Regions from separate parts of the Homo sapiens genome. Here all the other regions are linked to region 1. The links are chromatin contacts, found by Hi-C or POLR2A ChIA-PET in ENCODE. All regions are on one chromosome and are shown on one strand. The core of a region is the stretch at or near the end of the contact, and the rest is flanking DNA. Distances in the headings are between cores, read along the strand shown. Region 1 holds the start of OGT (O-linked N-acetylglucosamine (GlcNAc) transferase). Region 2 holds the start of RTL5 (retrotransposon Gag like 5). Region 3 overlaps NHSL2 (NHS like 2).

Region 1 (3,742 bases), core at 745-3,244:
CTGGGAATTCGACCGTAGCACTTCACTAGCTGGTTGAAATGGGAAACCATGGACAAATTATTTAATTCTACCAAGGTTAAGGTGACTAGTTCAAATTTGAGCCCAGCTCCCCAATCATCAGAGCTGATGAGCGTTCCGGATACTGAGGAAAGCAAAGTAAATTTCCTGACAGAATGCACAGCTGACCACCAACACAAAGAGCATTGAGACTTGCATCCACATCTGGGAGAGGTTATATCTTTAATAGAAACTAAAATTACATTTTAGCTAAGTCTCTAGAACTTCCTAGCTCCTTGTTTTCACACATTACTTTGTCACTTTTCAATGCCGCTTATCTGCTATTTTAACACTTGAAACGACAGCTTTCTCAAATAAATAACACATTAAAAAGGGCAAGCTAGTACAGAATCCAGTACAGAATCTTAAACCTTTGAAAATCACGGTGGAGACGTGGGGAGAGGAGCACGGACTAATTATTAATCCCACTCCCTACAATTACGGATAAGACACTATTGACGATTCACCTACTACTTACAGCACAACTTCCAGGAACAGTAGCTAAAACCCTCCACACATCTCAACTGAGAAACAACCAAAAAATAACCTCGCGGGAAACCTCAGAAGCGCAGCCCAATTCCCCACCCCCTTCCGCCCAAATCGCCTCAATATGGAAAGGCAGCTGAAGGACACTCCTACAATTTGGTTGTTTTCGTATTTTCAGTACCAAATGCTCGCGACTGAAGTGTCTAAAAGGGCAACCGCCTTGTACTTGTGCAGCTACACTCCAGTTGCTTTACAAACTCTTCAAGCAGGGATGGAAACTTAAAAGAATATTACACCCTGTGAATAAAGAGATACTGGGCTGAAGAATGGGGATGGCAGACCCAGAGGCGGCGGCGGAGGAATACATCGAGAAAGTAACACAAAGCGAGAATTGGGCGGGCAGGGTGGTCAACGCCAAAGCAGCAGCATCGGGGTGGTTTCTCCCCCAAGGATAGGAAGTGAACAGGGCTGGCAACCTCGCGAAGGGAAGGGTGTGGTTCCCCGCGGACAGGGTGGGAAATCCAGGCTGAGGGCAGCGGTGGAATTGGGCGATGGCAAAGGAAACCCCTGGAAATTTCCAATCTAAACCGGGACCGCTCAACCGAAAGAACACCAGAAAGGCACTGCCTAGCAGGGTGCTGCTCAATGTCCCCTCTTCTCGAGGTGACTTGTGGCACCATCGACGAGCTTTTGATCGTCCTCGGGTGATGCAAAGTGAGGATATGATTACATCGGAACGGCACCCCCGCCCTAGATTGGCAGAGAAGGACCAAATCTGGCTAAGGGGAAAAGACTGGGGGGGGAGATGAAGGAGGAGATGGAGGGGAAAAAGGAGAGGCGATGAGCTGGAATTAGGGGAGAAAACCGCTGCAAAGGAGTGAAAGGGCAGGGATTCCAATGCAGTCCATTCCACGACATTCTAAGCGCGCACGTGTGATAAAAGCGCCTGGAGAGAGTGGAATGCTAGAACATTTACGAAATAAAAACAAAGCAAGAAAGGCAGCAAAAAGCAAGCAAGGGAGGAGGAGGAAATGTTCGGGAAGCGGACAACAGCGGAAAACCCGATGTGATCAGATGCCAGTAGACCACGAAAAGCTTAGCAATGTCACTGATGTAATGGGGATGGTTCGAGGGAAGGGAGGGAAGGAGTGATACAAGGTAGAGGACGGCGCGAGACCCCAAGGGGGCATCTGCCAAGGTAGAACGGGACACCGGTACCTGTGCTGTCGGCCACGTTGCCCACGGAAGACGCCATCTGGAGCTTCTCGAGGGAGAGCAAAAAAGAGGTAATTGGTCCTGCTGCCGCCACTACCAGCAAGAACGTATTTGGAGGTAGTAGTACAAGGGCAGCAGCCGTAGCAATGCTCTGGAGGGCTTGAGCGGCGGCAGCAGTTACAGGCTTCAAACCCTGGGAACTCTAATTGACCATCTACCTAGTACGGTCTTGAAATGGCGGCGACGGCTCCTCGGCCGAAACAACATGGGCCGGAACTACTTTCTGTTACAATCAAGTGCCCGCGCGGAGGTAGCCGGTAACCAGCGCCGCCAACAAAATGACTTCAAGCTGCAAAGTCGAGATTCCATGTAGTCCTCCGCGCAGCGCCCATTGCGACAAACACCACGGTGGAGACCGCGCATGCGAGCAGCCCTGTCAACCCGACTCGTGGTTAGGGCACTCTCTGGGGCGGAAGCGGCCAAGTTTCTTAAGAGTGTAGCGGAAGGGTAAAAACAAACACACACGGGACGGATACGTTTTTGCCACCGCGATTAAGAAGAGTGTTTGTTACTTAGCAGGTGGTGTCGTTTTAAACATAAATGCCAAAGGCGTCTAAAAAAGTTTATCAACTGTATTCGTACAAAAACGGATGGTTACGACTCTCACGGATCAATTCTGAGCCAGTCAATTCAGAAGATTGCCTCTCAAAGACAGCTGCTCAAAACGAGGAGCGAGAGGGTTCCGATTTGAGCCCGTCTTCATTGTGACTCGGCCATCGATTTCAGCACTTCGATGAAAAAGACTGAAGCTTTCACAGGGCCAGTTGAATGCAGACACCTTCAATGTTGGCCGTATAGCCTGAAATTTCAAAATCGTTTTGGTATTCAGAATACTCCTGCCCACGGTGATAGGGCAAATGTTTAATAACTCAGGGACATGCTGGGCGTTTGCACTCCGAAGGCAGCCATAAAAATGTTAAAGGTGATTCACGTTCGTCAAAATCCATGACTCTCCTCGAGTTGTGACTTCATTTCCACCAGCTAGCTCTGCACATTGTCACAGTCGGCGATTCCACTGAGCTCAAAGCAGATCAACAATGATAAATGAATTCACTTGCCATCTGCCTAAACCACACGTCTAGATTGAGTCATGAATTGCCTCTACTTCCTTGAACAAATCGGTTCTTACGATCTTCCTGCAGTTTCAAGTCTACTGTTCAGACATTTTGTCACATTGGTATTTATACTTCACCTCTTGTTCTAGAAACGACTTAAGGTAGCTTGCCACATCAGCAAGAAAGTATTACAAGCCACTGGAGGCTACAAGTTGGATCTCTGAGAGCCTTTTTATTTCAAAAAGTCCTTGATCTAAGAAAGCAGGTCAATGAATTTCTTCAAAAAGTTTTTGCTACCTAGCCCCTTCACTACATTTTTTAAAACTAAGTCCTCAAATTCTGCTTAAATTTCTTCAAAACAGTCAACAAACAATTAATTATGGAAATGGCACAGAGAAAATTCATAATGCTAATTTCTTCCATCCCATAATCAAGAGTCACATCATGCAGTGAAAAAGACAAAAATCACTACACAAACTCTCCTGAAAATTGAGCACCAACCTCTTGTAATTTGATTTAACTGGTAAAACCTCCCCCCCGCACACACACACCTACTACAAGTTCCCTATCTGTAATGAGTAAACTCAGCTTTTCAACTTTTAGAAGAGACTTCTCAGATTCCACTGGCAGATGTTTAGGCCTTGCTGATGAGCGGGTGCTAGCTAATTAACAAAAACTCTTTTTGTTGTTAAATGCAGGTCATGTTCCTAATTCTTCAGCCAATAAGTAACATTTACTAGAGTCTCTATGTGCAAGGCACTGTGGGGGGCACAAAAATGAACAGAAATCCTCGCCCTCAAGGAATCTGAAGCCTAGTTAGGTAGACACAAAAAGCTACTAGAGAGCAATACAGAAGACTATTTAGATGA
Region 2 (3,681 bases), core at 1,164-3,663, 600 kb before region 1:
CTGCTGGTGAGCAGGGCTGAGCAGCTTCCAGTGGGTAAAGTAAGCAGCTGGAGGTCTCTTGTCAGTGGGTGCATGCTGGCTCTCCCAGGTGGGGGATGAGGCAACTCACCATCAATATAAACTCCAGACGCCTGGCAGACTGGGGCCTTGGGTTGGGGGTGGGCTTAGTGGCCTCATCAGAAGAGCGGAAGGTCTGCCCCACAAGTCTGGCCTCCGAGTACTGTTCCTCATATTCTTCTGAAAAATAGCACAGTGGAGACACACACTCTAGGGTGCCATGGCCGAGCGCTGGGCCGGGGAAGGGCCATGAGCCAGGACTCCTGCTCTAGCTGCCAGGCCTGACTTGCATTTTCTTTAGGCTATTTCCAGGTGTTTGAGCCACTGGATTTGGAAATGGAAAAGTGCTTGCTTCCCAGGACCATGAGGATCGAGGAGAAGAGAAAGTCAATAAATTCATGCTGTGGTGGTTTGGGGACCAAGCCCTTATCTCAATGATCCCCACCTTGAGTGCTCAGTTACGAAAAGAGGCTCAGAATGCAGACACCTTTTGCTACTTTGGACTGCAAGTTCCTCTCTTTGAAGCCCTGCAGCTCTTAAGGTTTTCTGCGACCCTACCAAGGAAATGACCTGTGTGAAGCAAGAAGAGATTTACACCAGGAAGTCCAATCTGGAGTTCTTTCTTGGATGTCAAGAACTTTTACTTGAGCCTTTGTGGGCCGTGTTCCCTGCACCTTAGTCCCGCTGTAAGTGATGTCAGGTCTAGGAGGGCTAAGGTGAAGGAGAGGGAAGGAGGAGGTAACAGCATAAAAGAGGCAGAAGTTCAGCGGCATCATCAGTGAGTAAGGATGCACAAGATTTGAATAGGGTTGATTGAAGTGATGAATTTGATGAGAATACATGAAGAAAGTGAGAGTAGAGAAGGGACATTCATGCTGTATGTACACTGAACAAAGACTCAGAATCACAGAGATTTGGGGTTGCTCTTGGGGTTCTTTGGTCCAACGCCTCATTCTGTGCCCAGACTCCCTCCTCAGCAGCCCTTCTAGGTGTTTCTTCAGCCTCAGCGCACACACCTGCAGGGAAGGGGAGCTCCCTCCCTCCCAAGGCAGCTCATTTCTTCCACGGACAGTTGGGGCTGTCAGGTGTGTCAGAAAGTTCTTCCTTATCTGGAGGTGGAATGTGCCTCCTTCTGGGTTTCCACCCACTGGTCCTAATTCTGCCATGGTAGCAACACAGAGCACATCGACTCTTTTTCTGTGTGGCAAGTCCTTTGTTATCTGAACACAAGGCTCATGGTGTCCCTTGGCATCTTGCTTTTCCAAGGTCACCACTGCCCTGGTAGGGGGTGGGGGTTATGGCTGTCATCCTGTTGGTGGCCCATCAGCAGTTTTCTATTCGCCATTAGAGTTAACCTTTATTAGTATAGATAAAGGAGTGCTGACAAGACCTCTTTTCATGCTCAACATCCACTGAGCACCTCTTGGCAGGTGGGGAGGGAATCCAGCCTTGTGCCAGGTGCTTCTGGAAACCTAAGGGTAGCAAGATGTGATTCTTTACATCGAGAAGCTCAGGCTTGGTTAGGGGGGACAAAATAGGTGACCTCTGGGTGCTGTGTATTGGGCTTACTTTGGTGAGGCAGTAGCTATCCAGGGGTTATTGCAAGAGCAGAGTGAGTGAAGCCCAGAGTGGGAGATCCTGCAGATGCCCCCTTTGTCTTCTGGTGCCAGGATCCCAAAGGCATGGGCGATGTGGCAAGAGGGGGGCTGGAGGGAATGTAGGCCCACATTGTGGGAGTCTCCCACCCAGCTCTCGGTGAATGGCATAACTTATGGCCCTGCCTCAGTCTCTGTCCTTGTTTCCCCATGGGCTACTGAGCTGAAAAAAGGGGCTGGGGATGGGGGGAAACAGCCCTGGAAATAGCCTCTTTCAGAATCATTAGGCTGAAAGGTGAAAGCTGGAAACTGCTTTGTCGATTGTTTTTAAACTCTCTGTCTTTATCTTGCTGGTCCCTGTCCTCTTTCTTCTTTGCCTCCCTCCTGCCGCTGCGCATCTCGCTTCTGGGCTCCGGCCGCAGCCCCCCTCCCTCTCGGTACCTTGCAACAGGCTCTGGAGATTGAGCTGCGCCTCCCGAAGCAGCTCCTCTACACTCGGGGGCCTGCCCGAGGAGAGGAACACGTTCACTGGCTGTCGCCATGACGACCTCGAGTGGGCAGTCGCTGTCGCATTTTCCCGACCCGAGTTAGCTGCAGCTAGGGAAGGAGAGAGTCAGTGAGAGGCGCAGGCGAGCTGGAGGGGAGCGGCGCGCGGCGGCCAGTGGGCGCCCGCGGTTCCCCAAGGCCCGCCCCTGCGTGGGGTGGGGGGAGTGCGAGGCTGCGCTTAAAAGGCGGGGAATCGCCGGCCGCAAGATTTTTCCTCGACAGATCCTGCCGCAGTCCGCTCCCTCCCGCTCCGCTCGCCCCTGCCCGCCCGCCCGCCCGGTCGCGCGGTCGCCGCCGCCACCGTGTCGCCCGCATCCTCCGCCTGGCGCCTCCGGGCCCCGTGCCTCCGCCCGCCCTCTCCGGCCCCGGCGACGAGGTAACGCGCCCTGGGCCGAGCCGCCGGGCCCTCCGCCCAGAGCGCCGCCCTCCGAGCTCGCCCCGGTGGGTGTGGCCCGGCCTGGCCCGTGCCCCGCTGCCGCACTTCGGTCCCTCCCGAGCCCCGCCGCCGCATTTCGGCCTCCTCCGGCCGCCCGTAGTTCCAGTTCCCCTTTCCCCACCACGGAGCCCCAGGGCCCCTGGGCTTGTCGAGATGTCTGAGGCGTCAGGAAATCTCAACAGCCTCCGCATGGCGAATGTGGCCCTGCGCGAAGAATTAAATGCCCTTCGCGGGGAGAATGCCAATTTGGGCCTCCAGCTCGGGAGAGCCCTGGCCGAGGTTAATTCCTTGCGGGGCAATGTCTCCAGCTACATCCGCTGGCCAGTACCCATAGTGCCCGTCCTTGCGGAGGAGAACTTGGAGTTCGCGCTCAGTGAGATCGAAGTCATTCCCGGGGGAGAACTGCCCTTCTTGTGCCGGCCTCCCCCACGCGCGGAGCCCGACTGTATCTCGGATGATCTTTTGATTAACGTGATCCAGGATCGCAGCACCCCCGACGGGCCCGCTGACCCCCCTCTGCTGCCCATCCCGCCCCCGCCGGCGCTGCCTCCGCCCGCGTCAAAGGAACCGCCCCCGCAACCCCCTCTGGCACCGCTGGAGCGGCCTGAGATAGAGCCCTTTTCAGGAGACCCAGTCTACCTGGCTGAATTCCTGATGCAGCTAGAGACCTTCATAGCCGACCATGAGGTTCATTTCCCCGGGGGCGCCGAGCGGGTGGCCTTTCTGATCTCCTTTTTCACTGGCGAAGCCAAGGACTGGGCCATCTCGGTCACCCAGGAAGGAAGCCCCTTGCATGCCAACTTCCCGCGCTTCCTGGATGAAATCCGTAAGGAATTCTGTGGCCCCATCCCCCCACGTGTGGCTAAAAAGGCCATTCGCAAGCTCAAGCAGGGCCACTGTACCCTCGGCAGCTATGCAGATGCTTTTCAGTTCCTGGCCCAATTCTTGTCTTGGGATGACTGCCGCCTCCAAAACCAATTCCTCAAAGGCCTGTCGGAATTCTTCCGCAAAGAGCTCTTATGGTCAACAGAAATGGCCGACCTGGAT
Region 3 (3,742 bases), core at 834-3,333, 570 kb before region 1:
ATATTCACACTTCCCTGAATGAATGTCACGCATCCCACATCCATCCTGGCTGATGCTGGAAACTGGTACTCGGGCACTGGGTCAAGTCGGCCTCACTCTCCACATGGACCTTCTGCCACAGGCTGGCCAGGGCTTGGGGCTAAGAGCTGTGCAGAGCACTGCCTGCCCATGGGCAGCCCTGGGAGGGTATCTTCTCTGGCTTTTCTCCTCTCAAGTCCCAGGCCCTGTCTGAGTGAATTTACATGTTTCTGATGGCCCAACCAAGATTACCCAGTCAGTTGGCTCATGGGGTAGTGCACAGCCATCAAGCTAGTTGTAGAGCATCTAGTTGAAGATGCCTTCACCAAGGTGCCATTTGGAGCTGTGAAGAGGCCACTACTCTGCTTGGATCCTTCTCCTGAACCTTGGACCTGGGACTCATCCAGCTCTACTCTTACCTTGCTACCAGATTCTAAATGTTCTGCAATGCATGGGACTGTCCTGTACAATGAAGAATTGTCTTACCCACAAGGGCCATGATGCCCTCGGTGAGAAACACTGCTTAGGAAGTTTATAACTGTTTGTTTAGTGCTTCAGTAGTCCTTGGCCTGGGGTGCCAGCAACGGAGGCAGAGCAAATCTGTGGGCACTTCTCTGGACTCTTCCCAGTCCCCTCTGGCCTGAAATCCCAGTGACCTTTACATCTAGGATTGGGATTGAGGGAGCGATGCATAATATGGTGAGAACCTTCCCCCACTCCCTCCACTGTGGCCACTGCAGCTATCAGTTCCAAATCCAAGCTTTCCCAGGCGTGGGACTTTGCTAGGTCAAGAGGAGCTACCTGGGCTTGATAGCTGCCACTAGGGAGGGAAAAGTTGGCAAGAAGCTGTTTTTAGTTTCCTCCAGATGTCTGCTGGCCTAGGACCCTTTGGCTCTGTCCCCCGGGAAGGAATGTTTGTCCTAGGCAGCCTCTGCTTTGCTACTGGAGCTAGGGAGTGGGTACTCCCATCTGGGGCAAGAGAATGTGCCAACTCCTACTGTGCTTTTGCGGGTTAATCATTTCCAGGTAGGAGCTGTCACGAGTCACCCTGGTGTTCACCTCCATTGCTTTCCATGAACCAGTCTAGTTTCCTAAAAATACCTGCTCCCTATTTCCCAGGCCAAAATGCTCCAGGAAATGCCTGCAGCCCACGATTGTCAGATAAGTGGCTTCTTCTGTTAGTTTGACCTGTATTCTGATGAAAGGGATTACTAATACTGCAAGAAACAATATTCTGTGACTTACAAATTATATCTGTTAAGAATAATGAATACTTATATAGGGCTATTTATTATACTTTATAGTTTATAAAGGCTACTTTATATATTAGGTTGAACCATACAAATTTGCTGGCATTTAAATGCTTTGGACAGTTTCATAGGATTCAACCTAACACATTTTCTCATTTATTCCTCACCATAATGCTGGGTAGGTATTTTTAGCCCCATTTTACAGAGTAGAGTACTAAATCTTAAGAGTGGTGAAATGACTTTTGACTAAGATTATATATACAGGAAATAGCAGGGTTGAGACTTGAACTAAGTCTGTCTGATGCCAACTCTCATGCTCTTGGTTCTCGAGGTAGGATGATTCAGCCTGGAAGACCACTGCAAGGCTTCGAGACTCCTAGACTACCCTCAGGAATCCCCTGGCTGGTTTCTCTTGTCACCTTTTCTTAGTGGGAGAGATCAGCAGGTGCATAGATGCCTGCAAATAGAAGGTTCTAAAGTGATGAGGTGACAAGTTCTAGTTTTAAGGCTTTGGGAGCCCTGAGGAGGTACAACAAAGACAATATCCAAAGCATGTTAATTCACCCATGCATTTATCCGTCCAAGAGAATGCTACTGGGTAGCTCCCATGCACGTGACAGGCTCTGCACTAGGTGCTAAGTTAGTGCAGAGCCTAGGCTGCCAACATTCAGGGAAGAGGCTTAATCAGCAGGGCTTCTACGCTTTGGCCAGCCTCAGGAGGGGGCTGAAGCAGTAGAGGCTGGGGTGAGATCACCATGTGCATGGGACTTAGATTTCCTGTGACACTGCTCTGTCTTCCTAGCCCAGGCATGATTTGGGAGGCCACAGCTTGTGTGACCAAGCAGAAAGAAGCTGGGCTGTTGCCTGGTGCTTCAGGAGTCTGATACCACTGAGAGTTTCTAGGCTGCAGGGCTGGAGGAGGCAGCAGTAGGAAGGGAAAAGGAATGCTGGTGTTCCACTCCTCGGCCTGGTAATGGGGAAGCTGGCAGGTGGGGCCGATGAAAAAGAGCTCCCTCCCAGGCAGCCACAGGAGGAAATTCCTTTCTCCTGTGCCTAGCTGCTCTGAACCCTCGGCTCCACCATGGGGTTGGGTCTTGTAGCTGGCCAGCTTGGGGAGAAAAGGCTGGGGGAGGGCTCGTTTAGAACTTAGGCAGTGGGCATGCGACCGCCACCTTTGTTTGGGGACAGCATGTTGTCCCGTGGGAGATAATCACATTTCTCAGCTTCCTGTCAATCCAGGGGCCGAGCACCCAAGCCTGCTGTGGAGTCCAAATGCTTCCCAAACCTGGCCTGACTCAGGCCAGGGCAAAACTGGCTGCTCCACCTGTCCCCAGTGCTCTCCAGCCACCTGCCTCCTCCCATTCTGCCGACACCCACCCAGACACCAAACCCCGAGCTCAAACCCTGATGCGAGTCTTCTTGCAGGATGCAATTGAGCCCATGCTTACCATTCCAGGCTCTAAGCTGTGCCGCCATGGCTGTCACCACTGCCGCCCAGGAGCACAGTGGCTCTGGGGCCACAGAGTTAAGATCTCACAGTTGAGTAAGCCACAATGTGGGTTCTTCACACCACACCCTCCCCAACCACAGTGGTAGGGATTTCCTCAGAGCCCCGTTGCCACACACTCTGCTTTTGAAAAAAAAAAAAAAAAGGAAACAGGCATTGGGTTTTGAGTGTGATGAGACGCTGTGAACAGAGATGCCTCTGAAAGCAAAGAAAGGGGAACCTGTGACAGACCTCAGATAATCACCTCGTGAGCACTCAGGCTCTTTCTATATCTCTGTGGCCATGCTACGGCTTGTGGAAAGGCCAGGGCCATTTGTACAGCAATATGCCACATAATGGCATGTAAGTTAACACAGCAGTCCCCAACCTTTTTGGCACTAGGGACTGGTTTTGTGGAAGACAATTTCTCCACGGACTTGGGTGGGGGCATGGATTCAGGATGAAACTGTTCCACCTCAGATCATCAGGCATTAGTTAGATTCTTATAAGGAGCAAGTAATTGAGATCCCTCACATGCACAGCTCACAGTAGGGTTCCTGCTCCTATGAGAATCTAATGCCGCTGCTGATCTGACAGGAGGTGGAGCTCAGGCGGTAATGCTCGCCCGCCTGCCACTCACCTCCTGCTGTGTGACCCAGTTCTTAACAGGTCATGGACTGGTACGGGTCCATGGCCCAGGGGTTGAGGACCCCTGCTTAATGGACTGCATATATGACAACTGCATATATGACAGTGGCCCCATTAGATGATACCATAGTTTTGCTCTATCTTTTCTAGGTTTAGTTATGTTTAGATACACAGATAAGTACCATCGTGTTACAACTGCCTGTAGTATTCAGCACAGTCACGTGCTGTATGGGTTTGTAGCCTTGGAGCCATAGGCTGTACCATATAGCCTAGGTGTGCAGCAGGCTACACTATCTAGGTCTGTGTAAGTACACTCTATGATGTTTGCACAATGAGGAAA

Evidence for each region. Hi-C counts contacts between places; a loop is a spot of excess contacts on that map. ChIA-PET counts read pairs that join two places held with the same protein, here RNA polymerase II (POLR2A). Pooled maps may share reads with other maps.
Region 2: a pooled map shows a loop between it and region 1 (5-fold over the local background). The contact joins the promoter of RTL5 here to the promoter of OGT in region 1. A Hi-C loop is called at or near these places in 5 of 50 pooled maps.
Region 3: a map of natural killer cell shows a loop between it and region 1 (20-fold over the local background). The contact joins the enhancer-like site here to the promoter of OGT in region 1. A Hi-C loop is called at or near these places in 1 of 168 maps with a recorded cell type or tissue (natural killer cell), 1 of 37 single-sample maps with no recorded cell type and 7 of 50 pooled maps. POLR2A ChIA-PET finds 5 or more read pairs at or near these places in 2 of 52 experiments (Panc1 and naive thymus-derived CD8-positive, alpha-beta T cell).

Annotation. Positions count from the first base shown.
Region 1 is chrX:71,531,356-71,535,097 of GRCh38, reverse strand. It overlaps OGT (O-linked N-acetylglucosamine (GlcNAc) transferase), which reads right to left and starts at 1,994. Exons shown (of 22, transcript NM_181672.3): 1 at 1,762-1,994. The coding sequence starts at 1,798. RefSeq lists enhancers at 1,420-2,078, 1,904-2,243, 1,744-2,943.
Region 2 is chrX:72,130,647-72,134,327 of GRCh38, reverse strand. It overlaps RTL5 (retrotransposon Gag like 5), which reads left to right and starts at 2,413. Exons shown (of 1, transcript NM_001405151.1): 1 at 2,413-3,681. The coding sequence starts at 2,788. NHSL2 (NHS like 2) reads right to left here. Exons shown (of 8, transcript NM_001013627.3): 2 at 2,094-2,249; 3 at 110-237. RefSeq lists silencers at 2,333-2,392, 2,553-2,622.
Region 3 is chrX:72,100,217-72,103,958 of GRCh38, reverse strand. The region is part of intron 1 of NHSL2 (NHS like 2); the gene reads right to left. Among named protein-coding and RNA genes, the nearest start is that of RTL5, 30 kb to the left of the region's middle. RefSeq lists a silencer at 2,723-2,842. Within about 2 kb of position 2,083, at least 7 of the 41 ENCODE cell types and tissues checked have a DNase peak (open chromatin) inside an H3K27ac peak, as active enhancers do; they include natural killer cell, where a contact is called at or near this core.